Linked DNA regions of Homo sapiens: region 1 is linked to region 2. Evidence: chromatin loops called from intact Hi-C (ENCODE). Cell type or tissue: MCF 10A. All regions are shown on one strand. Each heading gives the region's core, and the rest is flanking DNA. Links, peaks and the distances in the headings are about the cores only.

Region 1 (15,783 bases), core at 3,621-11,620, 1.0 Mb before region 2:
GTCAGAGGACATAATGGATTATTTAACATCAAAACTACTGTTAAGTAATAAAAAGTAAGAAATATGAAGTTTATGTGAAAGTGTCAGTCATAACCAACTTTTAACAAGCAGTTTTTATTTTCCAGTATACCTGATTAACAGAGAAAAGATAGGTAGGGTGAAGGGAGCACTAGACGTACATCCAGGAGGCCTGGGCTCCTTGCTCAGGTCTACCATTAATTATCAGCGTGTTCTCGTACAAATAATCTCTTCATCTCAGAATTTGTAGGCTTCTTAGAGATCATGTAGTCAAATAACCTGATTGGTCTGAATCCTCCAAATGCACATTGGACTTAAGAGTGCTATTCAGACATTCTATTAGGTTGGTGCAAAAAAATTGCAGTTCTTGCTATTATTTTCGGTGGCAAAACTGCAATTACTTTTGCGCCAACCTAATAAGTTGCATCTTTATTTTCAGAAATCTCAGTGCTTAAGAGAATAAGATTTAGACTTGTAATATCGATTAACTCCTATTATTCGTAATTTGACAGGTGTGTTAGTTCCGTGTTTCTCAAAATTTATTGTATAAACAGGAGAGTACAGATATCTCTTTCATATACACATTTCCTTTTGTGGGGTATATACCAAGCAGTGGGATAGTTTGATTTTTAGTTCTTTGACAAACCTCCATATGTTTTCCATAGTGGCTGTACTAATTTACATCTCCACAAACAGCATATGAGGGTTCTCCTTTCCCCGTATCCTCACCAGCATTCATTATTATTATTTTTTGTTGTTGTTGATAAAAGCCATTTTCACTGGGATAAGATGGTAACTCACTGAGGATTTTTTTTATTTCTCTGATTATCTTCACTATTGGGCATTGTTTCATATACCTGTTGGCCATTCATACAACTTTTTGAGAAATGCCTATTCAGACCTTTTGCATATTTTTAAATCAGATTTTTATTTGCTATTTAATAGCTTGAGCTCCTTATATTTTCTGGTTATTAAGGCTTTATCAGATAGATAGTTTGCAGATACTTTCTTCCATTTTTTGTGTTGTCTCTTCACTTTATTGATTGTTTCCTTTGCTGTGCAGAAGCTTTTTGGCTTGATGTGATACCATTTGTCTATTTTTGCTTTGGTTACCTGTGCTTCTGAGGTCTTAGATAAAAAAAAAAAAAAAAAAATGCCAGGACACATGTCCTGGAGCATTTCTCCATTTTTTTTTTCTGGAGGTTTCAAAGTTTCAGTTATTATTTATGACAAATTCACTTTTATTTGATTTTTCATATGGCGAGAGATAGAAGTCTATTTTCTTTTTTCTGTGTATAGTTAGCAGTTTTCCCAGCAATATCTATTGAAGAGACTGGTCTTTCCCCATTCTATGTTATTGCTACCTTTAAAAAATGAAATGGTTGTAAATACATGGATTTCTATATCATAGGTCTTTCACTTCTTTGGTTAATTTCTAGGTATTTAATTTTATAATATTTGTGTCTATTATAAATGAGATTACTTTCTTAATTTCCATTCACACTGTCCACTGTTGGCATACAGAAATGCTACTGATTTTTGCATGTTGATTTTCTATACTGAAACTTTAGTAAATTTGTTACAGTTTTTTTAATCAGTTATAGATTTTTTTGTAGAGACTATCTTTTAGTAAGTACAAGATTATGTCATATGCAAACAAGGATAGTTTTACTTCTTCTTTTCAAATTTGTGTGTCCTTTTTTAAAAAATCTTTTTCGATTGCTCTAGCTAAGATATCCAGTAATATGCTGAATATCAATGGTGAAAGGGGCAACCATGTCGTGCTCTAGATCTTAGATGAAAGTCATTCAGTTCTTCCCTGTTCAGCATAATACTAGGTGCAGGTCTATTGTATATGGCTTTTTATTTATTTATTTTTTTTGGGTGTTGAGGTATTTTCCTGCCATACCCAGTTTATTGAGGGTTTTTGTCATGAAGGGATGTTAAATTTTATTAATTTTTTTTTAGTATCAAGTGAAATAATCATAAAATTATTATTTATTTAGTTTTGAGATGGAGTCTCACTCTGTCCCCCAGGCTGGAGTGCAGTGGTTCAATCTCGGCTCACTGCAACCTCCACCTCCCAGGTTCAAGCTATTCTGCCTCAGACTCGTGAATATCTGGGACTACAGGCACATGCTACCACGCCTGGCTAACTTTGTTTTTTTTTTTTTTTTTTTTTTTTTGTAGTTTTAGTAGAAACGGGATTTTACCATGTTGGCCAGGCTAGTATGGAACTTCTCACCTCAAGTGATCTGCCCACCTTGGCCTCCCAAAGTGTTAGGATTACAGGTGTGAGCCACTGCATCTGGCCAATCATAGAATTTTTGTCCTTTATTCTGTTTATGTGATGTTTTACATTGATTAATTTGTGTATGTTGAACCATCTTTGCATCCCTGGATAAATCCCTCTTGGTCATGATGAATGATCTTCTTAATGTATTGTTGAATTTTGTTTGGTAGTATTTCATTGAGAATATTTGCATCAATATTTATCAAAAATACTGGCCTGCAGTTTTGCTGTTGTTGTTGTTGTTGTTGTTTATTGTTTTTTTTTTAATGTGCCATCTGTTTTTGCTATCAGGGTAATACTGGCCTCATAGTGTGAGTCTGGAAGTATTCCCTCATCTGTTATTTTATGGAATAGTTTGAGTAGGATTGATATTATTTCTTCATTATATGTTTGGTAAAATTCAGCAGTGAAGCCATCGGATTGGAGGCTTTTATTTATTGGGTGATATTTTAGTATGGCTTTAATCTCATTACTTGTTATTTATCTGTTCAGGTTTTGGATTTCTTCATGGTTCAATCTTGGTAGGCTGTATGTGTTAGGAATTTGTTCATCTCTTCTAGATTTTCCAATTTATTGGCAACTGCTCATGGAATTTGTAATGAGTCTTTGAATTTCTATCATGTTCACTGCAATGTCTTCATTTTCATCTGTGATTTTATTTATTTGGATCTTTTTTTCTTAGTCTGGCTAACAGTTTGTCAATTTTGTTTAACTCTTCAAGAAACCAACTTGTCGTTTCATTGATTTTTTATATTGTCTTAATTTTAATTGTAATTTATTTCTGCTCTGACTTTTATTATTTTATTTCTCCTAAAAATTTTGGGGTTGGTCTGCCCCTGCTTACTTAGTTATTTCAGATGTATCCTTAGATTATTTATTTGACTGTTTTTAATTATTTGTAATGTAGGCATTTAGAGCTATAAACTTCCCATTTAGTACTGCTTTTATCATTACATATTGCTCTTCTTTTTCTCTTTATATAGTTTTTGTCATGAAAACTATTGTGTCTGATATAAATATAGCTACTCCTGCTCTTTTTTGGTTTCCATTGGCACAGAATATCCTTTTCCATCACTTTTTCTTTCATCCTACGTGTGTCTTTATAGGTGAAATGTGTTTCTTGTTGGCAACAGATCATTTGGTCTTTTTTTTTTTTTTTTAATCTATTCAGCCACTCTATGTCTTTTGATTGGAGAGTTTAGTCCATTTACATCCAATGTTATTATTGGTAAATAAGAACTTACCCCTGCCACTTTGTTATTTGTTTTCTGGTTATTTTTGTAGTATTTTCTTTCTTCTTCCTTTTCTTCATGTTTTCCTTTCGCTGAAGGTGATTTTCTCTGGTAGTATGCTTTAATTTCTTGATTTTTATTTTTTATGTATCTGGTTTTTGTTTTGGTTTGAGGTTACCATGACACTTGCAAATACAACCTTATTTATTATTTTAAGCTGATAAAAACCTCACTGTTTATATAAACAAACAAGCAAAAAGTAAACTAATGAAAACTCTATGCCTTAATGTCATCCTCCCACTTCTTAACATTGTTGTTTCTATTTATAATTTACTCTACTATCTGTCTTAAAAGGTTGTTATAGTTACAATTCTTAATTGGTTCATAGTTTAGTGTTTCTACTTAAGATACTAGCAGTTTACATACTGCTGTTACAGTGTTATAATATTATGTATTTTTCTGTGCGCTTACTATTACCTGTGAGTTTTGTACCTTCAGATGTTATCTTACTGATTATCTTTCTAATTTAAGTATTCCCTTGAGCATTTCTTATAGGACAAGTGTGGTGTTGATGAAATCCCTCAGCTGTTGTTCTCTGTACTTAAAGGATATTTTCTCTAGATATCCTATTCTAGGATAAAAGTTTCTTTCCTTTGGCACTTTAAATATGTCATTTCTCCTAGCCTGTAAGGTTTCCATTATAAAGTCTGCTGCCAGATATATTGGAGCTCCATTTTGTTATTTTTTTTTCTCTTGCTGCTTTTAGGATCCTTTCTTTATCCTTGACATTGGGAGTTTGATTATTACATGCCCTGAAGTAGTCTTCTTTGGTTTAAATCTGCTAAGTGTTCTATAACCTTCTTGTACTTGGATATTGGCATCTTTCTCTAGGTTTTGGAAGTTTTCTGTTACATCTTTTTAAATAAACTTTCTACTCCTATCTCTTTCTCTACTTCCTCTAGGGCCACTAACACTTAGGCTTGCCATTTGAGGCTGTTTTCTAAATATTGTAGGTGTGCTTCATTTTTTTTCTTTTCTTTTTGGTCTCCTCTGTGTGTTTTCAAATAGCCTGTCTTCAATATCACCAGTTCTTTCTTCTGCCTGATCAGTTCTGCTCTAAAGAGACTCTGATGCATTCTTCAATATCCTAATTGCATTTTTCAGCTCCAGGATATCTGCTTCATTTTAAAAAAATCATTTCAATCTCTTTCTTAAATTTGTCTGATAGAATTCTGAATTCCTTTTCTGTGTTATATTGAATTTATTTATTTTCCTCAACACAGTTATTTTGAATTATTTGTCTGAGAGGTCACATATATTTGTCTCAACAATGCTCCCTGATTCCTTATTTAGTTCATTTGGTAAGGTCATGTTTTCCTGGATGGTCTTGATATTTGCATATGTTTGTTTGTGTCTGGGCATTGAAGAGTTAGGATTTATTTTAGTCTTCTCAGTCTGGGCTTGTTTTAACCCATCCCTCTTGGGAAGGCTTTCCAGATATTTGAAATGACTTGGGTGTTATGATCTAAGCTGTATCTGCTTATGGGGGTACCCCAAGCCCCATAACACTGTGGTTTTTGCAGATTCATTGAGGCACCACCTTGATGGTCTTGGACAAGATCTGGAGGAATACTCTGGATGATGAGGTAGAGAATCTTGTTCTCTTCTCTTCTTTTCAAATGAACAGAGTCTCTCTCTCTCTGTTCTGAGTTACCTGAAGCTGAGGGTGGAGTGACACCAGCACCCTTTGGCCACCAGCACTAGGACTGTACTGGCTCAGACCTGAAGCTAGCACAACACTAGGTCTCACCCAAGGCCTGCTGTAACCACTTCCTGGTAAAAACCTATGTTTGCTCAAGGACTTAGAGCACCACAATCAACAGGTGACAAAGCCAGCCAAGCCTGTGTCCTTTTCTTTAGGGTGGCAAGTCTTTTCAGACCCTGGGCAGGTCCAGAGTTGCCATCCAGGAGTCAGAGACTGGAGTAAAACACTTAGAATTATTCCTGGTGTTCTACCAGACTGTGGCTGAGCTGGTACTCAAACTACATGACACAGTCCTTCTCACTCTTCCCTCTCCTTTTCAAAGGCAGAGAAGCCTCATCCTGTGTCTATCACTACCACAGGCCCATGGGGTCTACCCAGACTACTACCAATGCTCCCTTAAAGTCCAGCAGCTTTTCAGTCAGTTTGTGTTGAATGATGCCTGGCCTGGGACTCATCCTTCAGGGCAATGGGCAACCCTCTGGCCCAGGACAGGTCCAGATCTGTAGTCCCAGAGCCAATGCCTGCAAATGGGGACCACAAGTGCCCACTTGGCACTCTATCTCTGTGTGGCCAAGCTGGTACCTAAGGTTCAAGGCAGAGTCTCCTTAACTTTTCCCACTTTTCTCAAATAGAAGGAGTCTTGCCCTGTAGCCACCAGAGCTGGCAATGTGCTGAGTCTCACCTGAAACCAGCAAGTCTCAGTGTCTCACCCAAAACACTGGAGGTAATACCTGGGCATTGCTACTTGTTATTTAGGGCCCAAGAGCTCTTCAATTAGCAGGTGATGTATCCTGCCAGGACTGGGTATTTCCCTTCAAGGCAGCATGCTTCCTTCTGGCCCAGCTTGTGTCTAGAAGTGTCATTCAGAAGCTAGGGCCTGGAAAGGTGGGTTCATGACTCTGATTGTGCCCTATTCTCCTGTAGCAGAGCTAGTAATCCAAGATGCAAGACTAAGTCCTCCCCACTTTTCTCCCACCTCTCCTCAAGTGGAGGAAAGGGTTCTCTTAGAGTCACAAGCTTTACAACCTGGGGTTAGGGCAGGGGTGATACCAGCACTCCTTTAGTTGCCCAGCTGTCTCAGTAGGCAGTATCTGCCCCCCTCCAACCCCCACCCAGTCCACTGGCTTTGGACCCAGTTCAGCCATAGGACTTGCCTAGGACTTGTAGTCCTTGTGGCCTAGACTTCCTTTAAAGATTATTTGGGGTCCCAGAGCACTTTTGTGTATGGTGGCAAGGCTTGTGGGCACTCAAGTTCAGCTTGCTATTATCAGTGAATCCCCTCTGGCTAGTGTTGGTTTAAATACACCCTCTGTGGGTATGCATCAGCTGAGTTTGGTCCGGTTTTCTTTTCTTCTGTAACAGGGTGAAACTGACTTCAATGCCTCACAATGGCTGTGTGCTTTCCCTCTCCTCAGCAAACAGAAACACTCTCCACATCATGCTGCCACTGCCACTGGGTGGCGGAAGGGTGCTGACAGCAATTTAAGACTGATTTTCTTACCTCTTCAGGGTCTCTTTCAGCAATATGAAGTTACACTCAGGTGCTGTGAGTGAGAGTACTCACCTGATTTTTGGTTCTTATGAAAGTGTTTATTTTGTATAGACAGTTGTTAAACTGGTGTTCTTGTAGGGGGAATGATTCTGTCATCTTGCTCTGCCCCAATCCAACTTTGTTGCTTTTGCTCAAAAGCGCTTTGGCTATTCACTGTCTTTCGTGATTGCACATAAATTTTAGGATATTTTTCTATTTCTGTGAAGATTGTCATTGCTATTGATAGGGATTGCACTGAATTTGTAGTGTATTTTATGTTGTTATCATTTTAGCAATATTAATTCTTCCAATACAATATCATGAAATGTCTTTTCATTTTCCATGTGTCTTCTTCAATTCCTTTTAGCAGGATTTTATAGTATTCCTTGTATAGATCTATTTCTTCAACTACATTTCTTTTTAGATATTTTATAATTTTTGTAGCTATTGTAAATGGGATTGCGTTTTTGGTTTCTTTTTCAGATTGTTCACTGTTGGAGTATATAAATGTTATTGCTTTTCATGTGTTGATTTTGGATCCTGCAACTTTACTGAATTTATTTATCAGTTATAATAGTATTTTTGATGGATTCTTTAGATTTTTTTTAAGTATAAAATTATGATATCTGTGAACAAACTAATTTGACTTCTTCTTTTCCAATGTGGATATCCTTTATTAATTTCTCTTGCCTAATTTCTTTGGCCGGGACTCTCAAAATTATGTTAAATAAAAGTGGTGAAATTGGGCATCTTTTTACTTTTCCAGGTCTTAGAGAAAGGGCTTTCAATTTTCCCCATTTACTGTATTACCTGTGAGTTTGTCATATACGACCTTTACTATTTTTATGTATGTCCTTTTTATAACCAGTATCTTGAGAGTTTTCATCATAAGTAAATGCTGAATTATATCAAATGCTTTTTTAGCATCTATTACAACTATAATATGATTTATAATTGCTGATTATATTAATGTTACATATCATTTTATTCATTTGCATATGTTAATCCATATTTACATATCTGAGATGAATCCAACTTGATCATGGTGAGTGGTCTTTTTAACATGTTTAATTTAGTTTGCTAACATTTTCTTTAGGATTTTTGCATCTATGTTCCTCACTGATATTGGCCTATAGTTTTTTCTTCTTCTTGTAATTTTGGCATTATGGTAATATTGGCCTGATAGAATTAATATGGAAGTATTCTCCCCTCTTCAATTTTTTGAAATTTTTGAGTTGAGTAGGTATCAGTCTTCTTTAAATGTTTGGTAGAATTCAACAGTGAAGATATCAGGCCTTAAGCTTTTCCTTAATGATAAACTTATTACAATTTCAATGTTGTTACTAATTATTAGTTGGTTCAGTCTTCATATGTTGTATGTTTACAGGAATTTTTTAATCTTATAAGTTTCACAAATTGTTGGCCTATAGTTTTCCATGATAGCCTCTAATAATTCTTTCTATTATACTTTTGTAACCTCAGTTGTTTTGCCTCATTTTTCATTTTAATTTATTGTTGTCTTCTCTCTTTTGTTCTTATTATAGCTAAAGGTTTATTGGTTTTGTTTGTTTTCAAGCAAAAAATTTTCTGTTTTGTTGATATTCTGTATTTTTTTAGTCTCAATTTCATTTATTTTCTGCTCTGATATTTCCCATTTCTTTCCTTCAACTAATTTTGGTTTTGATTTTTTCTTGTTTGAGATATACCATTAGGTTGTTGATTTGAAGTCTTTCTACATTTTTTGTATACATTTGCTGTTAAAAAATTTCTGTTTAATACTGCTTTTGCTGCATTGGATAGATTGTGGAATGATGTATTTTCATTTCTTTTTTGGGGGTCAAGAAATTTTAAAATTTACTTCTTAAAAAATTGATAAGGGAGGAGCCAAGATGGCCGAATAGGAAGAGCTCCGGTCTACAGCTCCCAGCGTGAGTGATGCGGAAGATGGGTGATTTCTGCATTTCCATTGGAGGTACTGGGTTCATCTCACTAGGGAGTGCCAGACAGTGGGCACAGGACAATGGGTGCAGTGCACCGTGCACGAGCTGAAGCAGGGTGAGGCATTGCCTCACTCGGGAAGTGCCAGGGGTCAGGGAGTTCCCTTTCCTGGTCAAGAAAAGGGGTGACAGACGGCACCTGGAAAATCGGGTCACTCCCACCCGAATAGTGTGCTTTTCCGACGGGCTTAGGAAACGGCACACCAGGAGATTATATCCCACACATGGCTTGGAGGGTCCTACACCCACGGAGTCTCGCTGATTGCTAGCACAGCAGTCTGAGATCAAACTGCAAGGCAGCAGCGAGGCTGGGGGAGGGGCATCTGCCACTGCCCAGGCTTGCTTAGGTAAACAAAGCAGCCAGGAAGCTCGAACTGGGTGGAGCCCATCACAGCTCAAGGAGGCCTGCCTGCCTCTGTAGGCTCCACCTCTGGAGGCAGGGCACAGACAAACAAAAAGACAGCAGTAACCTCTGCAGACTTAAATGTCCCTGTCTGACAGCTTTGAAGAGACCAGTGGTTCTCCCAGCATGCAGCTGGAGATCTGAGAACAGGCAGACTGCCTCCTCAAGTGGGTCCCTGACACGTGACCCCCAAGCAGCCTAACTGGGAGGCACCCCCCAGTATGGGCAGACTGACACCTCACACGGCCGGGCACTCCTCTGAGACAAAACTTCCAGAGGAAGTATCAGACAGCAACATTCGCAGTTCACGAAAATCTGCTGTTCTGCAGACACCGCTGCTGACACCCAGGCAAACAGCGTCTGGAGTGGACCTCTAGCAAACTCCAACAGACCTGCAGCTGAGGGTCCTGTCTGTTAGACGGAAAACTAACAGACATAAAGGACATCCACACCAAAAACCCATCTGTACATCACACCATCATCAAAGACCAAAAGTAGATAAAACCACAAAGATGGGGAAAAAACAGAGCAGAAAAACTGGAAACTCTAAAAACCAGAGCACCTCTCCTCCTCCAAAGGAACGCAGTTCCTCACCAGCAACGGAACAAAGCTGGACAAAGAATGACTTTGACGAGTTGAGAGAAGAAGGCTTCAGATGATCAAACTACTCTGAGCTACAGGAGGAAATTCAAACCAAAGGCAAAGAAGTTGAAAACTTTGAAAAAAATTTAGACAAATGTATAGCTAGAATAACCAATACAGAGAAGTGCTTAAAGGAGCTGATGGAGCTGAAAGCCAAGGCTCGAGAACTACGTGAAGAATGCAGAAGCCTCTGGAGCTGATGCGATCAACTGCAAGAAAGGGTATCAGTGATGGAAGGTGAAATGAATGAAATGAAGTGAGAAGGGAAGTTTGGAGAAAAAAGAATAAAAATAAACTAACAAAGCCTCCAAGAAATATGGGACTATGTGAAAAGACCAAATCTACGTCTGACTGGTGTACCTGAAAGTGACAGGGAGAATGGAACCAAGTTGGAAAACACTCTGCAGGATATTATCCAGGAGAACTTCCCCAATCTAGCAAGGCAGGCCAACATTCAAATTCAGGAAATACAGAGAACGCCACAAAGATAATCCTCCAGAAGAGCAACTCCAAGACACATAACTGTCAGATTCACCAAAGTTGAAATGAAGGAAAAAATGTTAAGGGCAGCCAGAGAGAAAGGTCGGCTTACCCACAAAGGGAAGCCCATCAGACTAACAGCGGATCCCTCAGCAGAAACTCTACAAGCCAGAAGAGAGTGGGGGCCAATATTCAACATTCTTAAAGGAAAGAATTTTCAACCCAGAATTTCATATCCAGCCAAACTAAGCTTCATAAGTGAAGGAGAAATAAAATCTTTTACAGACAAGCAAATACTGAGAGATTTTGTCACCACCAGGCCTGCCCTAAAAGATCTCCTGAAGGAAGCACTAAACATGGAAAGGAACAACCGGTACCAGCCACAGCAAACTCATGCCAAAATGTAAAGACTTTCGAGTCTAGGAAGAAACTGCATCAACTAACGAGCAAAATAACCAGCTAACATCATAATGACAGGATCAAATTCACACATAACAATATTAACTTTAAATGTAAATGGACTAAATGCTCCAATTAAAAGACACAGACTGGCAAATTGGATAAAGAGTCAAGACCCAGCAGTGTGCTGTATTCAGGAAACCCATCTCACGTGCAGAGACACACATAGGCTCAAAATAAAAGGACGGAGGAAGATCTACCAAGCAAATGGAAAACAAAAAAAGGCAGGGGTTGCAATCCTAGTCTCTGATAAAACAGACTTTAAACCAACAAAGATCAAAAGAGACGAAGAAGGCCATTACATAATGGTAAAGGGATCAATTCAACAAGAAGAGCTAACTATCCTAAATATATATGCACCCAATACAGGAGCACCCAGATTCATAAAGCAAGTCCTGAGTGACCTACAAAGAGACTTAGACTACCGCACAATAAGCATGGGAGACTTTAACCCCCCACTGTCAACATTAGACAGATCAACGAGACAGAAAGTTAACAAGGATACCCAGGAATTGAACTCAGCTCTGTACCAAGCAGACCTAATAGACATCTACAGAACTCTCTGCCCCAAATCAACAGAATATACATTTTTTCAGCACCACAACACACCTAGTCCAAAATTGACCACATATTTGGAAGTAAAGCTCTCCTCAGCAAATGTAAAAGAACAGAAATTATAACAAACTGTCTCTCAGACCACAGTACAATCAAACTAGAACTCAGGATTAAGAAACTCACTGAAAACCACTCAACTACATGGAAACTGAACAACCTGCTCCTGAATGACTACTGGGTACATAACAAAATGAAGGCAGAAATAAAGATGTTCTTTGAAACCAATGAGAACAAAGACACAACATACCAGAATCTCTGGGACACATTCAAAGCAGTGTGTAGAGGGAAATTTATAGCACTAAATGCCCACAAGAGAAAGAAGGAAAGATCCAAAATTGACACCCTTACATCACAATTAAAAGAACTAGAAAAGCAAGAGCAAACACATTCAAAAGCTAGCAGAAGGCAAGAAATAACTAAAATCAGAGCAGAACGGAAGGAAATAGAGACACAAAAAACCCTTCAAAAATTAATGAATCCAGGAGCTGGTTTTTTGAAAGTATCAACAAAATTGATAGACTGCTAGCAAGACTAATAAAGAAAAAAAGAGAGAAGAATCAAATAGACACAATAAAAAATGATAAAGGGGATATCACCACCGATCCCACAGAAATACAAACTACCATCAGAGAATACTATAAACACCTCTATGCAAATAAACTAGAAAATCTAGAAGAAATGGATAAATTCCTCGACACATACACTCTCTCCCAAGACTAAACCAGGAAGAAGTTGAATCTCTGAATAGACCAATAACAGGATCTGATATTGTGGCAATAATCAATAGCTTACCAACCAAAAAGAGTCCAGGACCAGATGGATTCACAGCTGAATTCTACCAGAGGTATAAGGAGGAACTGGTACCATTCCTTCTGAAACTATTCCAATCAATAGAAAAAGAGGGAATCCTCCCTAACTCATTTTATGAGGCCAGCATCATCCTGATACCAAAGCCTGGCAGAGACACAACCAAAAAACAGAATTTTAGACCAATATCCTTGATGAACATTGATGCAAAAATCCTCAATAAAATACTGGCAAACCGAATCCAGCAGCACATCAAAAAGCTGATCCACCATGATCAAGTGGGCTTCATCCCTGGGATGCAAGGCTGGTTCAATATATGCAAATCAATAAATGTAATCCAGCATATAAACAGAACCAAAGACAAAAACCACATGATTCTCTCAATAGATATAGAAAAGGCCTTTGACAAAATTCAACAATGCTTCATGCTAAAAACTCTCAATAAACTAGGTATTGATGGGACATATCTCAAAATAATAAGAGCTATCTATGACAAACCCACAGCCAATATCATACTGAATGGGGAAAAACTGGAAGCATTCCCTTTGAAAACTGGCACAAGACAGGGATGCCCTCGCTAACCACTCCTATTCAACATAGTGTTGGAAGTTCTAGCCAGGGCAATTAGGCAGGAGAAGGAAATAAAGGGTATTCAATTAGGAAAAGAGGAAGTCAAATTGTCCCTGTTTGCAGACGACATGATTGTATATCTAGAAAACCCCATTGTCCCAGCCCAAAATCTCCTTCAGCTGATAAGCAACTTCAGCAAAGTCTCAGGATACAAAATCAATGTACAAAAATCACAAGCATTCTTATACACCAACAACAGACAAACAGAGAGCCAAATCATGAGTGAACTCCCATTCACAATTGCTTCAAAGAGAATAAAATACCTAGGAATCCAACTTACAAGGGATGTGAAGGACCTCTTCAAGGAGGACTACAAACCACTGCTCAGTAAAATAAAAGAGGATACAAACAAATGGAAGAACATTACATGCTCATGGGTAGGAAGAATCAATATCGTGAAAATGGCCATACTGCCCAAGGTAATTTACACATTCAATGCCATCGCCATCAAGCTACCAATGACTTTCTTCACAAATTGGAAAAAACTACTTTAAAGTTCATATGGAACCAAAAAAGAGCCCCCATCGCCAAGTCAATCCTGAGCCAAAAGAACAAAGCTGGAGGCATCACGCTACCTGACTTCAAACTATACTACAAGGCTACAGTAACCAAAACAGCATGGTACTGGTACCAAAACAGAGATATAGATCAATGGAACAGAACAGAGCCCTCAGAAATAATGCCGCATATCTACAACTATCTGATCTTTGACAAACCTGAGAAAAACAAGCAATGGGGAAAGGATTCCCTATTTAATAAATGGTGCTGGGAAAACTGGCTAGCCATATGTAGAAAGCTGAAACTGGATCCCCTCCTTACACCTTATACAAAAATTAATTCAAGATGGATTAAAGACTTAAACATTAGACCTAAAACCATAAAAACCCTAGAAGAACACCTAGGCATTACCATTCAGGACATAGGCATGGGCAAGGACTTCATGTCTAAAACACCAAAAGCAATGGCAACAAAAGCCAAAATTGACAATGGGATCTAATTAAACTAAAGAGCTTCTGCACAGCAAAAGAAACTACCATCAGAGTGAACAGGCAACCTACAGAATGGGAGAAAATTTTTGCAACCTACTCATCTGACAAAGGGCTAATATCCAGAATCTACAATGAACTCAAACAAATTTACAAGAGAAAAACAAACAACCCCATCCAAAAGTGGGCAAAGGATATGAACAGACACTTCTCAGAAGAAGACATTTATGCAGCCAAAAGACACATGAAAAAATGCTCATCATCACTGGCCATCAGAGAAATGCAAATCAAAACCACAGTGAGATACCATCTGACATCTGTTAGAATGGCAATCATTAAAAAGTCAGGAAACAACAGGTGCTGGAGAGGATGTGGAGAAATAGGAACACTTTTACACTGTTGGTGGGACTGTAAGCTAGTTCAACCATTGTGGAAGTCAGTGTGGCGATTCCTCAGGGATCTAGAACTAGAAAAACCATTTGACCCAGCCATCCCATTACTGGGTATATACCCAAAGGAATATAAATCATGCTGCTATAAAGACACATGCACACATATGTTTATTGCAACACTATTCACAATAGCAAAGACTTGGAACCAACCCAAATGTCCAACAATGATAGACTGGATTAAGAAAATGTGGCACATATACACCATGGAATACTATGCAGCCATAAAAAATGATGAGTTCATGTCCTTTGTAGGGACATGGATGAAACTGGAAATCATCATTCTCAGTAAACTATCACAAGGAGAAAAAACCAAACACTGCATGTTCTCACTCATAGATGGGAATTGAACAATGAGAATACATGGACACAGGAAGGGGATCATCACACTCTGGGGACTGCTGTGGGATGGGGGGAGGGGGGAGGGATAGCATTAGGAGATATACCTAATGCTAAATGACAAGTTAATGGATGCAGCACACCAGCATGGCACATGTATACATATGTAACTAACCTGCACATTGTGCACATGTACCCTAAAAGTTAAAGTATAACAAAAAAATTGATAAAATATTGATTTGACTTCCCATCTTCCAAGAAGCTACATGTATATATCAAAGCTTATGTCTAGATGAAGAAGCAAATACTGCAGAGATATAGTCAAAATGTCTTTTTACTCTCACCTAGAAAGTGACTGGCAAAATGACATAACATAGGCAAGGTTTTTTTATTTGTTTGTTTTATTGTTTTTTTTTTTTTCAAGTAGCTCTGACAGGCAACAAGCAATATAGTGTATGTCTTCTTTAAGCTAGTAATTTTAGTGATATCATCAATTAATAAATTTTTATATCCCCAAGTCTTCAGCCATACCCAGTAGAAAAGGTTTATGGAAAACATTTGTGATTTCACTCATCATTTACTTTAAATATTTAAAGGTTTTGGCCGGGTGCGGTGGCTCACACCTATAATCCCAGCACTTTGGGAGGCCAAGGTGGGCGGATCACAAGGTCAGGAGATTGAGACCATCCTGGCTAACATGGTGAAACCCCGTCTCTACCAAAAATACAAAAAATTAGCCAGGTGCGGTGGTGGGCACCTGTAGTCCCCGCTACTTGGGAGGCTGAGGCAGGAGAATGGCGTGAACCCGGGAGGCAGTACTTGCAATGACCTGAGATCATGCCACTGCACTCCAGCCTGGGTGACAGAGCAAGACTCCGTCTCAAAAAAAAAAAAAAAAAAAATTTAAAGGTTTTAAGTAGTTATAGATTCATAGGAAGTTACAAAATAATGTAAGGAGTGGACTTGTGTACTCTTCACCTAGTTTCCCCCAGTGGTAATTTTGCATATAACTACAATGTAATTTCAAAACCAGAAAGTTGAAATTGGTATAATCCACAGAGTTTATGTAAACCTCTGTTTTAGATGCACTCATTTATGTTGGCATCTGTTCTATGCATTTTTATCATCTGTGTTGAC
Region 2 (15,783 bases), core at 4,886-12,885:
CATACCTCATCATAGCATGGGAAGAAACCAGGTAGCCTGTTATCTAGGTGACTGATTGATTTTAGAAGCCACAAATCATAACAGAAATGAGTACAGCTTGCATGTTTATGAGTACAGTACATACACAAATATAAATACGGTAAACATTCCTGCTTAATGGGAAGACTTGCCAAGTGCAATGAACTGTTGTCTGTGGGGTTGCACTTTTGTGCTTGGCTGAGCTGGTTGGAGTACAATGAAATACAGGGGAAATAAGGCTCAGTCATTCAATGACAAGGTGACTGAGGCATTTTCCTGGAGAAAGCATGCAGCAAGCCTGTATCTGGGCCATTTTGGTTATAAATAATTCAACTAAAGAAATCTTCCTCACCTTTCATGGTAACAGTAATTGGTAATATCATATGTGATATTTTAAAGTCCATCTTGATTAAATGCCCGTATATATGAAATTGAGTAACATTTGAGATTTGAAACCACATCATATATCATACCCATGGAAAAAATAAACACATCCTGTTTTTCTTACTGTGCAATTGTAATACATATTAATACTGCTCTCCCTACTAACTGAAACAAATAAAACCCTGAACCTCAACAAACTGCCTTTTCTTAACACTATTATTCAAAATCACTCCAGCAGGTTATAGCACAAGAGCAATTTTTCCAAAAAAAGGCCTAAAATATAATACAGAGAAGACAGTCCTCAAAATATAGACTACCATTATACGTCAGAGTCCTCAGTAAACTAGCTATAAGTTTTTTTCCCCTAAGAAATTATTTCCCTAAATTGTTCTGCTTACAGTATATCTCAGGGAAATAAAATCTTTAAAGTATTTATCAACTATTGCTGACGCATGTTTCAGAGATTGGTTGAGTACTTACCTTTTCTTTAAGGAGAAAATTCCAGAAGGCACAATTTTAATCAAAATCTCACAAGGCGGCACATACCCAGTCAGGATCCAAATGATGGAGTCAGAACATTAATAAAGCTTGGGAACAGTTTCTTTTTAGGAGCTGGAGGTGGTCATTTCATCTCAAAAGGCAGACGGTATTCTGGTCTGACATCCAGCTCAACTAGCACTCATCATTCTCAACCTCAGTGGCCCTAGTTAATAAAAGTATTGATGTGTCCCTGCCTAACCTACAATATTCAAAGCTTCACTTGAAGACTTGAATAGGCTCTTAATTTTTCTCCAAGAACTTCTACAGGGCCCTTTCTTGAAATCTATGTTTTCATAACAAAAGTGAAAATGTGCTGTCAGCAATTTTGTTTTTGAGGGTTCTATACATGAGAGTGCACGTTAAGTAGTGCCAAGGGCCCAGACCTTGTATGTGATAGGCTACATGACTGCCTGTAGACGTTTTATTCTCTTGAACCCCAGCATCTGCATTTGCAAAATAGGATTCAGATTCTCTCTCTTCTAGGAACAGCTAAACATTAAGAAGAGATGTTGTGCACTGTTCCATTTGTAACGAGTGCTCAATCAACGTTTATTCTCCCAATTCACCCACCCCAATTAGAAGAACTCTGCCTAGAACAAATAATTACAACCCTTGTTATTAAATGCCTTGCTAATCTATCTAGCATTCCTCAAAGTGTATTTCAGCAACTTTATTTTCTTGGATTACAATTAGATGTCCACAGAGCCACTGAGGAGGGTAAAAGTAGTGTCTATGGACAAGTTAGCTGAGAAATACCTGTTTTTATGAAGGCTTAGAGTTTTTTAATTGCTAATTTAAATTGTGATCCTTTGGTGGGGTGTAGGTTCAGTGCAAAGCATGCTACCTTTCCCAACATTCTATGCAACAGGAACTGGTATGGTTTGGATCTGTGTCCCCACCAAATCTCATGTCAAATCATAATTCCCTACTGTTGGAGGCGGGGCCTGGTGGGAGGTGATTGGATCATGGGGGTGGAGTTCTCATGAACGGTTTAGCACCACTGCCTTCTTGGTACTATATAGTGATAAAGTTCTCGCGAGATCTGGTTGTTTAAAAATGTGTTAGTACTTCCGCCACCCCCAGTCCTGCACCTGCCATGTAATATGCCTGATCCTGCTTTGCCTTCTGTCATGAGTAAAACTCCCTGAGGCCTCCCCAGAAGCAGATGCTGCCATGCTTCCTGTACACCTTGTGGAACCATGAGCCAATTAAACCTCTTTTCTTTATAAATTAACCAGTCTCGGGTATTTCTTTATAGCAGTGTAAGAATGAACTAATACAGAAACCTTCTTGTCAGTAACTCCTATTAATAACCCAAGGAACTAACAATGTTTTTTGGAAAACAATGTGGCAAGACCAAATGAGTCCTGAGAACTATGGGAAATTATTGTTGTCTCAAAAGATAAGAATGCTTTTTTGGTATTGTTTCTATGCATGGGATTACTCATAAGCACCACGGGAATGAAATACCTTCAGCAACTCACTGCAGAGCTATTGGGTAATTTTATTTTGTTTAGCCTTTGGATGACAAAAAGCAAGTTGTTCACTCTTGTGAACAATACAGTGAATAATTACAGTACTTGCTACTGACAAATGAGCATGATTTCTAAAGGTACAGTGGTCACTTTAGTCAGAAATATAATTATCTAGACAAAAGCGATTTGATGTTTTTATACTTTTAATAGTTTAAAAGCAAGTTTGGGAGAGCTCAAGGTCATGGTAATTCTAATTGTGTATGTGCTGGTTCAGATACATATAAGCAACCATTCTGAAAAGGCAATTTGGTTTAACAAATATCTGCTGCATACTTGCTATATAAAAGGTACTAGTTAGTAAACTAATAATGGTAATAGAAGATATGCATTACTTTGGACGAAAAATTATAATGAATCTATATTGTGAACTTATGTATGTTGCAAAAGGTTATGCTGGCTTTTCAGGTAATCATTCACTCTGAGCTTCTGCCACCTCTGGGATTTCCACAAGCTGCAACATTTTAGTTTCAACTCAGCTTAGCAATGCCATTGCAAAAACCATTTCAACTAGCGTTCAGATAGAATGGAGTATGCGTCCATTGCCAAATCAACTCACTCAGCATGTGCTCTCGCGATTCAGTTCTAGAGCAGCTGTGGTCTACTCTGGAGGAAGGGTAAATGAGATCACTTAGATTGAAGTAGCTTCCAATCTACATACTTAAATGAGAAACATACAAATTAACCATGCCCAGATGATCCCAAGTATGTTCAGGATTCAGGAGGTTGAAGCCAACTCACCTTGGTAGGTAATTACCGTCTTTCTGGTAGGCAGAATCGTAAGGTAGATCTCAAGATTCCCACCCCCATTGCACATGCTCTGTATAATCTTCTCTCCCTGAATATGAGTAGGTCCGTGAATATGAGGGATCTTACTCCCATGATTAGGTTAAATTAGCTGACAAAGCTGAAGGGATTTTGCAGATTTAAGTAAAGTGCCAAGTAAATCAACATTGAGTTAATCAAAAGGGAGATTATCCTAGGTAAACCTGACCTAACCAGGTGATCCCATAAAAGGGACTGGACCCTTCTGGAAGAAAGAGCTTTGAACCCACAGAGATTCTCCTGACAGCCTTAGGAAAGCAAATAGTCATGTTATGGAGAGGACCAGATGGCAGGTAAATTCTTTTCACAACCATTTCTGGCAGTATCCTTCCTGTCCGTGGGTTTAATGCATTCTCATCAACACACATGATGTATCCATCAGGGCCCAGGCAAGAGACAGAAACCACATCAGTTATTTGAACAGGGAAAATTTAATACAAAGATGCCTTAACTAGATAAGTAGTTGATAACTAGAAAAATCAAAGAATAAAAAGAGATCTCTAAAGTATAATGAGAATAGTACCTGCAAGAGGCAGCTATCACTCCAAAAGCCAGGGAACAAAAGGAAGAGATTGGAAGTATTAAAACCTACAAGGGATCCTGTGAAGCTGAAACTCAGCCATTTGAGGAAAGACTGCTGGCCTGCTGGTGTCTCTGAGCTTGGAGGAGGGCACCATAGAACTTAGACCCAGATTTTTAAGAACAAGACAAAGAAGCTTTTTCTTCAGGTGCTGGAAACTTCAATCTGGGTTCAGCTGCTTCTATAGGAAGGTGCTGCTGTAGCTGGGGCAAAAAAAAGTAAGGCTGAAGTGACACCCCCAAGAACAGCAAGCAGACAGGAAGTTCACAGGAAGCAAAGATGAACGAGAAAATCTCTTTTCTCCTACAGCTCTGAAGTCTCCCTCTGGTATCTCCTGTTGGCAGAGCCTAACATGGACCCAGCTGGAAGCAGACATGGTTTCAGAGTTGCTCTCCAGCAACTCGAGGTGAATTTACAAGGGTGAATGTGGAGCCAAGAAAAAATAACTTAGTAGCTGACACACATGGTTTATATTATTTTTTCTATCCCTTATTCTGTCTCCCAGAATGTCTTCTAAACTTTCTGATACCTGAAAATCCACAATAAAGTTTCTCCCACATGATACGAAGCTCACACAGAGTCCATGAAGCTGCTGTAGAACACACGCTGCCATAACCAAAGCCGCTGTCTCCTTGATCTGCTACCACTAAATTCCCAAAGAATCCAAGGGCTGAAAGCCCCAGCCACTATGCCTGAGCCCTCCAGACCCAGAAACCACTCTGTGGATTCAGCTGAAATGAAGGAACAGACACCTACTTCCGTGTTACACTTGGTTGCAGAGTTTGCCTCGTGCTCCCACTGTCTGAGAGAGAGCATGGAAACACTAACCCATTTTTGCTTGCAGCTTTCTATCACTAGGACCAGAATTCATTGTACTTGTCAGAGAATTATCAAGAAACAGATGCTATTATGAGACTTTATCCTTGGTTAATACTTGTGCACTCTGGCTTTCTTTCCCCTTACGGTGAATTATCTAATTGTTTAAAGCAAACCATGCCAAGATGCTACTAGTTATGCGCATCCTTAGATTTAGCCTGGTTTCAAAACCTATGCTACCTGGGATAATATACTATACAATGTGTAAAGAGCATTTTATGAGGCAAAATAGTTACATAATTATGAGCAGACTCTAGAGCCTGGCTGCTTGCATCCAAATCTTGACTCCATTTGTAACCTTAAGCAAGTTAGTCATTGTCTCAGCCTGTTCAGGTTACTACAACAAAATCTTATAAACTGCATGGCATATAAACAACAGAAACTTATTTCTCTCAATTCTGCAGACTGGGAAGTTCAAGATCAAGGTACAAGTAAATTCAGAGTCTGGTAAGGGGCCCCTTCCTTGTTCATAGATAGTGCCCTCTTGCTGTTTCCTCACATGCTGGAAGTGGGTGAGAGGTCTCTGTTGGTTCTCTTTATAAAGGCACTAATCCCATTCATGAAGGCTTTGCCTCATGACCCTAATCACCTCCCAAATCCCCTATGGCCTAATACTATTGTCGTGGGCTTTAGGATTTCAACACAAGAATATGCAAGGGAGGGACGCAAACATTCAGACTATAGCAATTATTCTTTCTAGGTTTTGGGTTCCTCATCTCTATAATGAGGGTGATAGCAGTAGTACCTGCTACATAAGATTGTAGTGAGGATAAAATATGTCAATGTAGGCAGAGCACTTGGAGGAGCGGCTGCCACAGTAAGTGCTTCATAAATGGAAACTGTTATTTTGCATTCCTGTCATTTTGAAAATGTAACCAGATATCATGTTGTCATACCAGGATAATTCTCACTTCAGCACCAAGATCTCTATTTCATCCACCTGAAATCTAAATTTTGGAGTTCCTCAGAGCTCTGTGATGGATTTTCATTTTTTCCCCTGGTCATTTTCTTTTCTAAATGATCTTATGCTTTACTCTGACTATATATCATTTAAGTGTCATCAACTCCAAAATTTATTTCTCACACAGATCATTGTTCTCATCTTTAAACATACACATGTCCCATTACCTACCTGAAATATCCACTTTGATGGCTTATAGGTATCTGAAGCATAACGTGCCCACAGTTGAATACTTAGTAGTCCATCTCTCCTCGAATCTTTTTCTCCTAAGTTTTTTCCTTTCCGGTAAATTGTGTTGTAGTTCATCCAAGTGCTCAATCTAGAAATCTGGGAGTCATTCAGGATTTATTTCTCTCCATTAACATCCCGCACTCAATTGATTAATATTTTCTGCCACTTTTTTCCTCCAAACTATAACTCAATCCAATCATTTCTCTTCCCATACCATCATCATTTCTTACATAGACTATTGCTTCTATTCTTTCTGCTACCACAATTATTCTCCACGAATCAGCCAGAAAGATCATTTTAATGTGTGGATCAGATCATGAGGTCCTTCTTCTTAAACCCTGTGATGGCTTCCCATTGCACTGAAAATAAAATTTCTGCTTCTGATATGTGGCTCCCAGTGGATTCTTGTGATGTGACTCCTTCTTTACTCTGCAATCTTTTAAGTCTTCCTGGACATCTTCAGTTCCTTTTACCTCCGAGGCCTCTCCTGCCTGTGGGTCTTCATGCATGCAGTTCCCTCTCCGTGGGATGCTTTTTCCACTTCCTGTAGCTGGCTCAATCTCACCCTGAGGTCTTAGCATAAGAGTCAACTGCTTGGAAAAATCTTTTCTGACCACTGTGTCTAAAGTGGGTTCCTTCACCTACCATGTCATTCCTGCTCTATTATTCTCTACCATGGCACTTAATTCACTTTAAAGCATGTGTAGCAATCAGTACAGCTTGATACTTTTATATGCCATTGTCTGTATTCCCACACAAGACAGTTCTATATCCTTTTGTCCCCTACTAACCTATGTTCTGCTACTAGCACAGCGCCAATCTCACAATACACATTGAAAAAAAAAAAATTGTTGAATGAATAAACATACTATGGCCCTTCTCCATGAATGTTTTGGTGAAAACAACAGAATACCCAGAGAGAAAGTGGATACAGTCAAATTCCTCCTGTGATGGTTAATATTGAGTGTCAACTTGATTGAAGGATGCAAAGTATTGTTCCTGGGTGTCTGTGAGGGTGTTGCCAAAGTAGATTAACATTTGAGTCAGTGGACTAGGAGAGGCAAACCCACTCTGAATCTGAGTGGGCACCATCTAATCAGCTGCCAGCACAGCTAGGATGAAAGCAGGCAGAGGAACGTGGAAGGACAAGACTGGCTAAGTCTTCTGGCCTCCATTTTTCTCCCATGCTGGATGCTTCCTGCCCTCAAACATCAAACTCCAAATTCTTCAGCTTTTGGACTCTTGGACTTACACCAGTGATTTGCCAAGGGCTCTTGGGCCTTCAGCCACAGACTGAAGGCTGCACTATCAGCTTCCCTACTTTTGAGGTTTTGGGACTCGGACTGGCTTCCTGTCCCCTCAACTTGCAGGCAGCCTGTTGTGGGACTTCACCTTGTGATCGTGTGAGTCAAATCTCCTAATAAACTCCCCTTCATATATTTACCTGTCCTATTGGTTCTGTCTCTTTAGAGAATTCTGACTAATGCACCTTATAATTAAATGGTACAGCGACATGTTTAGAATATTAGTGTCATAAAGTTTAAAATTCATATTTCCCTACTTTCAATTCCAAATACATCCAGATTACTGATAAGCTTAACCCTGAGTCTTAATATCTGATGTAATTTCCTATCACCATACCCAGTAGCTGTTGCATCTTGAGACCTCCTCTTTTTGGGACTAGTCATACCTGCTGGTTCAAATTATACCAGATAAATTTCTAATACTTACAGCAAAGGCACAAAATTATATTTCTGGATTAATCAATAGTCACATCTTCTGGTATGATTGTGAAGAACGATTCGACATCCTAAAATGATTGTTCCCAATATTCTATGCCAAATACATTTCTCTTTTATCCCATATACAGACTATGACTCATGCTACCATGTTTAACCTTCATCTTCCTCCTTTACTGAGGTAGGTCTACCAGTAAATATCTTGAAAAAGGTAGGAAGTACAATATTTAAGAGTGTAAAGTTTTAAGTCTATGTGTACCATACTTATTTATACCCAGGTCAAGAACAAAGTGGGATATACACAAAGATTGTTTTATGGTGAGATATGTTTAAAATGCCTACCTAGAAGCATCTCCCCCAGTAATATTCCATGCAGCCTCTCTTCTTCAATACAACCATGCCTCAAATACTTCTATTGAAAATAAAAGTTCACTGTGGTCTACACTGCCCTCTAGCGGCCATTCTCTATCTTTCTCCTCCCTACCTAAGCCAAATGTTTAGGAAAGAGTTGTGTCCACTTCCATACATTCTACCCTGTCATCAAAATACTGCCCTTCTGAACCAGCAGAAGTCCAATGACTAACTGATGTGGAATATAAAGACCTGGACCCTCATTCCAACTTGAGGCAACTCTAAAGGCTCATCTAAGTATCATGGTTCCCAGTAGGTCAGCTGAGGCCTTCATGGAGCCTGCATCACAACCCAACTTCCACCTTAGCCCAGTTGTTTCTTCTTCTTCCTCCTACTAGTGTGGATCTCAACAATACTCCCTGATAAACATCCTAGGCATTAATTTTCATCTTAGAAGTCTGCTTCCAGGGAACCCAACCTGCAACCCAAGTCTCTAATATTATAAGCATCCTTTAACTTTTTTTGTATCAGTCTTAGCAATCATAATTTAATATAAATTTATGTGTTCTTTGATCAGTGTCTTTGTTCCTATGAAGCTCTATGCTCTTTGAAACAAGAACTGTCATTTTTTTGTTCACTATTGTTTTCTCAGTACTTAGCAGTGTACTTGGCATATAATAGATGCTTGGTGAATAGCTCATTGTTGCATGAGTAGGTAAATAAATTATCTCATAATTCATCATTAGAAATTTATCTCTTTGCATTGTTATTGGGTTTTTAGTTAAAATGCAATTAACTCTTATATTCAATGAATATAATATACCAGTATTCCAGGTTGAGAACACAAGAATTTCCTGAGGAGAAAAACCTTTAAGAATGGGCTCAGGCATAATGTTTTGAGGAAGAAAAGAGCTAAAGGCTAATGGAAGACTGACCATCCACGATGTAATTGAAAGATAAAAAGAATGGCTTTCAGATTCAAACATGGATTTGAAGCCAGGTTTTGTCACCTACTGTGTGATCTGCAGTAAGAATTAAAAGAATTCCAGTTGAAAAACACTAGGTATAAAGTAAACTCATGATAAATATTGGTCTCTTTTCCATATACATTGCCAATTTCCTTCACTTACTCTCTGTTTCAGAAAAGTGCTGCCTATGAAATTGCTTTATCTGAATATCCACAGAGGAAGAAAGCCAACATAGAGATGTAGTTTAGCCCCTTCAATTCACTTGCTCTTTCTTTTCAAATCTTTCCAGTTTCAACTTCATGTCAATGAGCTGGTCCTCACACAATCCTTGGGATGGTTGCTATTGAATCCACTCACAAGTAATGAACTGAAACAAAGTATCATGGCAAAACTATGCAAATCAACCAATACCTAAATCAAACTAATAGGCAGAATTCTCACTCAACTGCTAGCCAATTTATTTCATGCTACTGAGTATTGATCCTAGTTGGAATGGTGGGAAATCTGTCATGCTTAAGATGCCATCATTGCAGCACTACTCACAATAGCAAAGACTTGGAACCAACCCAAATGTCCAACAATGATAAACTGGATTAAGAAAATGTGGCACATATACACCATGGAATACTATGCAGCCATAAAAAAGGATGAGTTCATGTCCTTTGTAGGGACATGGATGAAGCTGGAAACCATCATTCTCAGCAAACCATTGCAAGGACAAAAAACCAAACACCGCATGTTCTCACTTATAGGTGGGAATTGAACAATGAGAACACTTGGACACAGAAAGGGGAACATCACACTGGGGCCTCTCATGGGGTGGGGGGAGGGGGAGGGATAGCATTAGGAGATATACCTAATGTAAATGACAAGTTAATGGATGCAGCACACCAACAAGGCACATGTATACCTATGTAACAAACCTGCACGTTGCCCACGTGTACCCTAGAACTTAAAGTATAATAAAAAAAAATATATATATATATATATATAAAGATACCATCTGTTCCAACTGCCAATGGAAGTTATTTCTCCCTTCCAAGGTCTGTTGGCCAAGAGCTTATCCCTTATTTCCTGCAGGCTTTCAAAAGCATCATTAGGTTCCCAGTCAACATTGGACAAGGAATCTATTCTACTTATTTTCATTACTTCTAACAATTGGCTAATTTTACACTTCTAGTCAGGAGATTCCCCTTTACCATGAACACAAAAATCAATGGAGGAAGGGAGACTTGTGGCAGGACATAGGAGTTCTGTGGAGAAAACATCTGAATTTGTAGACTATTCAACAACAAGAGTTAACAGATATTAGATGCCACGAGGCTATAGAGATAGAGAGATTATAGCAGTTATCACTTTATTAGAGGAAGCGGCCAGAAAACTTCCAAGAAATGTATGTGTCTGCAAAAATTAGACCAAGAAAGAGTTTTCCAAGGAAAACTTTAGAAATTCTACTTCCCGTAACACTAGGGTCATCAAATTCTGTGGCTGGTAGTGTAGTAAATAAATACCCATTTGTTCGAATTCAAACAAGAGTTGGCGATGTATTTTCATATCAGATCTTATGGAACCAAATGAGTGAGACGTCTAAATGACTCTTCTATACAGTGACAAGTAATTTTAGTGGCTAGTGAACTTTAAAATTGTACAATTCCATTTATTTTTTCACAAAGGTACATTTCTTTGAAGTAAACTCACTTTGTTTAAAAAGTTGTTATTCTATTTAGGACATACATGCTGTTTCAACTTGGAACATCTCTGAAGACAATGCTCACTAATTCTTCAGAAGGTGAAAAAATGTAAACAAATTTCTCAGCCATGGGTTATTAGACTTTCCCACCTTCTCCTGGAATCTGTTAATCTAAAATTGACAGTACAATTAGCTGATAACACCTAGTTTAGCTGTGGTCGGTGAAGTTTTCACATAGATATATTTAGAAGTGAAAGCAATCCACGTGGTGTTAAGGCTTTGGTTTATTTGAAGCCCTGATGAAAACAGGAAGACGACTTGAGGCATGAATAATATATCCACAGTTTACACATGTCAAAAGTCTAGTCATGTATTTAAATAATTAAATTTGTAATCTTGTCAAAAGTAATTATCAAATTAATGTGGAGTGTGAATTGCTACATTTGAATGATCTTAAATTATTAAAATTACGTCCCTCTGAAAGATAGTTTGAATGATTAGACACCTAAACATAGGTTTAAAAAGAGGAGACAATTGGCTGAGCGTGGTAGCTCACGCCTGTAATCCCAGCTACTTGGGAGGCTGAGGCAGGAGAATCCCTTGAACCCGGGAAGCAGAGGTTGCAGTCAGCTGAGACCGCGCCATTGCACTCCAGCCAGGGCAACAAGAGTGAAACTCTGTCTCAAAAAAAAAAAAAAAAAAAAAGAGACAATTGCAGATAATGTGATGTCCTCAACCCATATTCCAGCCCCTTAAAATAAGTACCTCCTCAGCAGTACACATTCAAGAATAGCTTGTCTGGAAACATATCTGCTGTTTGAAGTCCCTGAACTCAGGGCCCTATAAATATCTGTTCCTAATGCCAAACAGAAGGACTAAGATAAAGAGTTCTCTCAATTAACCACCTTTTTCAGTTAATACATTTGCATTTTTATAATATTTGGGCCCATTTATAAAATAATAAACTAACTGTAGAAAGTTGAAGAAGAAAAGCAAAACCACTCATTCTTCCTCAAAGAAGTAAAATCTTGGTAAACCTATACATCCTTTTCCACACACACACACACACACACACATATATATATATAATTTACTTACAGAATTGGGGACTATTCAGGGGAGCATGTATTTCTCCGAATATATATTGAAAAATTTCTCAATATTAAATGTTTTTTCTCGAGCAAGTATTATATATGCTTCTATATTCATCAATAAATATTTTTTATTGTTAGATGGTGATGAATACTGAAAAAAATATATAACAAGGTAAAGTGAAGGGAGAGTGGGGATTTGGAGGATAACACTGTAACTGTGAGTGCTCACAAAAGATATCACTGATCGTATGACATTTGAGTAGAAATCTGAAGCACAGTGCTGAAAACCTGACCAGAAGAGGGTCTGACATTTTCAAGGAACTGCTCAGAGTCCAATGGAGCTAAAGTGGGTCAATCAGGAAGAGTATCAGGAAATGAGTTGGAGCAGGAAATAAGATATATCAAATGCTGGATGTAGAGATGCTAAGTAGATGGGAGTATTATGTTGGGTCTTTTGGACATTGTAAGGACTTTGGTTTTTACTCTAAGCAAACTGGGAAGACACAGGAAGGTTATGAGCAGAATTCCATTTCAAACAAATCAGTTTTGCTTCTCAGTGGTTAATAAGGAGTGCAGAGGTGTAGTGAAGAAAGCAAACCAACCAACATAAACCGTAGAGAAATGCGCAGCAATAATTCAGGTGAGAGCAAATTGTGGTCTGGAACAGAAGATTAGCTGTAAGGATAAAGAGGAATATTTGAGTTCTGGATTCTGTTTGAAGGTAGAACCAATATATTTGCTGATAGATTTGATACCAAGTCAAGAATAATTCCATAATATCTGACTTAAGATTGACCCTGAAAGAAAGTCAGAGGTGAACTAATCTTCCCGATAGAGGACCATACAGTAAATATTTCAGGTTTACAGATCATACTGTCTCTATCACAAGCATTCAGCTCTGATGTTGTACCATGAAAGCAGCGATAGACAATAAATTAACATGTAGTTGTCTTCTAACAAAATTTTAATTATAAAAACACAACCGGTTAAACTGGCCCAAAGGCCACAGTTTGCTAACCCTTCAATTGAAGTTATAAAATTTATGAACATAGAATTGCTTATAGTATTCTTTATTGTCCAGGAAAAGAGATATATCTGAGGTTTAGCCTTACCCCATTTATGGTCACTCATTAATTTTTGCTCCCTCCCCATCTGTCTACTGTTGTTTACTTCCCAGCTAGAGATGGGTGTGTGTGTGTGTGTGTGTGTGTGTGTGTGTGTGTGTGTTTTCCTTCCAGAATTTTTTCATTTCAGTGAGTGGGATACAGAGCTAGACTGTAGTGAACTTATTCAGTCTTGGATAAAACTAGAATCTTAATTTTTAAATATTAATCTTATTTTACATTCCTTGGATAAACTCCACTTAGTTTTAGCATATTATCATTTTTATATATTGCTGGATTTATTTTGCTAATATTATACCAAAGATATTAACATTAATGTTTGTGAGGGATATGATTAAGTAGTTTTCTTTTCCCATAATGTCTACCTTCTGGTTTTTCATTAGGATAATACAGTAGTATCCCCTTATCCATGGTGTTGCTTTCAGCAGTTTCAGTTACTGGAGGTCGACTGTGGTCTAAAAATATTAAATCAGAAATTCGGTAAATAAAAAATGCATAACTTTTAAATTGTATGCCATTCTGAGTAATGTGATGAAACTTCTCACTATCCCACTCTGTTCCACCAGGGACAGGAAGCATCCCTTTGTCCAGCAGATCCATTCTGTAGAAACTGCCCACCTGTTAGACATCAACATCTGCTTCTGACATCCAACCATCAACATCATCATGGCTTGATGACCCAGGATCACCCAAAGCAGATGACAGCAGCCTCATGTTACATCACAATGCCTATGTCATTCATCTCACTTCATCTCATCGTGTAGGCATTTTATCAACTCACATCATTCCAAGAAGGGTGAGTACAGTATAATAAGATATTTTGAGAAAGAGAGACTACAGCCACATAATTTTATTACAAAATATTGTTATACTGTTCCATTATTATCGTTGTTAATCTCTCACTATGTCTAATTTGCAAATTAAACTTTATCATAGGTATGCATGTATGTGAACAATCATATTACAGTAACCACATGGGTTGGTAATACCCACAGTTTTGGGCATCCACTGGGGGTCTTGGAACATACCCCTGCAGATAAGGGGGAGACTAATGTATTAGTATCATAAAATAAGTTAAGAAGCTTGCCCTTTTTAATTTTCTGAAAGAGTTTATATAAAATGAGTATAATTCATGCCTTAAGTGTTTTATACCACTCACCTATGAAGCATTTGGCCCTACAGGTGTTTCTAAAATATAAACACATTTAATTTTTTTCTTGCATTAATTTTGGTAGCCTGTTCCTTTCAAGGTACTTACCAATTGTATATGTTTTTAAATATAATGAATACATTTTTATCAATATTCTTTTATTATTATTATTTATTTTTTTCTGAGATGGAGTTTCACTCAGTCGACCAGGCTGGAATGTGGTGGCACAATCTTGGCTCACTGCAACCTCCGCCTCCTGGGTTCAAGCAATTCTCCTGCCTCAGCCTCCCGAGTAGCTGGGATTACAGGCACCTGCCACCATGCCTGGCTAATTTTTTGGATTTTCAGTAGAGACCGGGTTTCACCATGTTGGCCAGGCTGGTCTCAAATTCCTGACCTCGGGTGATCCGCCCACTTTGGCCTCCCAAAGTGCTGGGATTACAGGTGTGAGCCACCACGCCCAGCCTCTTTTATTATTTTTAATGTATGTAGGATAAGTAGCTGCCTGTTTTATTTCAGATACGGTAACTTACGTCATCTCTTTTTTCTTGCTCAATCTAACTAGACATTTCTCAATTTTATTGCTATTTTGAGAAACCAGGTATTGGCTTCATTGATTTCTCTCATCCCTTTTTAATAATTTTAGTACTTCATTATTTACTTTCTTGTACTTATTTTGGGTCTGGTGTTTTTCTTTTTCTCTTAAATTGAAAACTTAAATAATTGATTTTAGGCCTTTATTATTTTCTAAAATAATAAATACTGCTTTAGGTGCATTCCTTTTCATTAACAAAAAATTTCATTTTCAATTTTTCTTAGATCCGTTGGTTATTTAAAACCATCTACCTTAATTTTTAAAATTTTGAGATTTTCTATATATCCTTTTGTTAGTGGCATTTAGAACTTTACATAGAATAAAGTAACTTCGATTCTATTACGGTTAGAGAATATGCTGTTTTATTTCAATACTTCTAAATTGACTGAGACTTGTTTTATGGCCAAAATGTCTCCTATCTTAATGAGCATTACACGTATAGTTCAGAAAATTAAAAACAAAGTATTCTGTTATTTGAGGACAGAAAAATCAATAAATGTGAATTGATTTAACTCATTTGATAGTGTCGTTTAAACCTACTATATCTTCACTAATTTTCTGTTTACATGCTTTATCAATTACTGAGAAAGGAGTTTTGAAATCTCCAACTGTAATTCTGAAATTGCCTAATTCTCCTTTCAGTTCTATCAGTTTTTCCTTCATGCATTTTTATAGGTTATTGTGTACATAATATTGTATTCTTATGTATTGTTGATTAATTTTTTATATAACTTTATTATGATTAGTGTTGGTATGGAATATCTTTCCCTATCATTTCTTTTGTATCCCGTCTGTATTTTTATATTACAGGTGGTTTTCGACCAGGCGCAGTGGCTCACGCCTGTAATCCCAAAACTTTGGGAGGCCAAGGCAGGCAGATCACTTGAGGCCAGGAGTTTGAGACCAGCCTGGCTAACATGGTGAAACCCCATCTGTACTAATAATACAAAAAAATTAGCTGGGTGTGGTGGGGTGCACCTATAATCCCAGCTACTCAGGAGGTCAAAGGCACAAGAATTGTTTGAACCCAGGAGGCAGAGGTTGCAGACCACGCCACTGCATTCCAGCCTGGGTGACGGAGGGAAACTATGTCTCTAAATAAATAAATAAAAAGTGGTTTTCTTG

The links. Hi-C counts contacts between places; a loop is a spot of excess contacts. Peaks named below come from ENCODE experiments on the same cell type or tissue, not always from the same donor. Only the 100,000 strongest peaks of a DNase experiment are listed, where the experiment ranks them.
Region 1: a loop joins it to region 2, with 13 times the contacts of the local background. A loop is called at or near these places in 4 of 110 quality-filtered maps.

Annotation. Positions count from the first base shown.
Region 1 is chr2:35,105,942-35,121,724 of GRCh38, reverse strand. No RefSeq gene overlaps it. Among named protein-coding and RNA genes, the nearest start is that of MIR548AD, 360 kb to the left of the region's middle. In MCF 10A, for the core only: a CTCF peak has its summit at 6,759 (motif pointing right); no DNase peak of the experiment used is centred there.
Region 2 is chr2:34,089,126-34,104,908 of GRCh38, reverse strand. All of the region lies in intron 4 of LINC01317 (long intergenic non-protein coding RNA 1317), which reads right to left. Among named protein-coding and RNA genes, the nearest start is that of LINC01318, 30 kb to the right of the region's middle. In MCF 10A, for the core only: a CTCF peak has its summit at 8,171 (motif pointing left); a DNase peak (open chromatin) is centred at 8,138.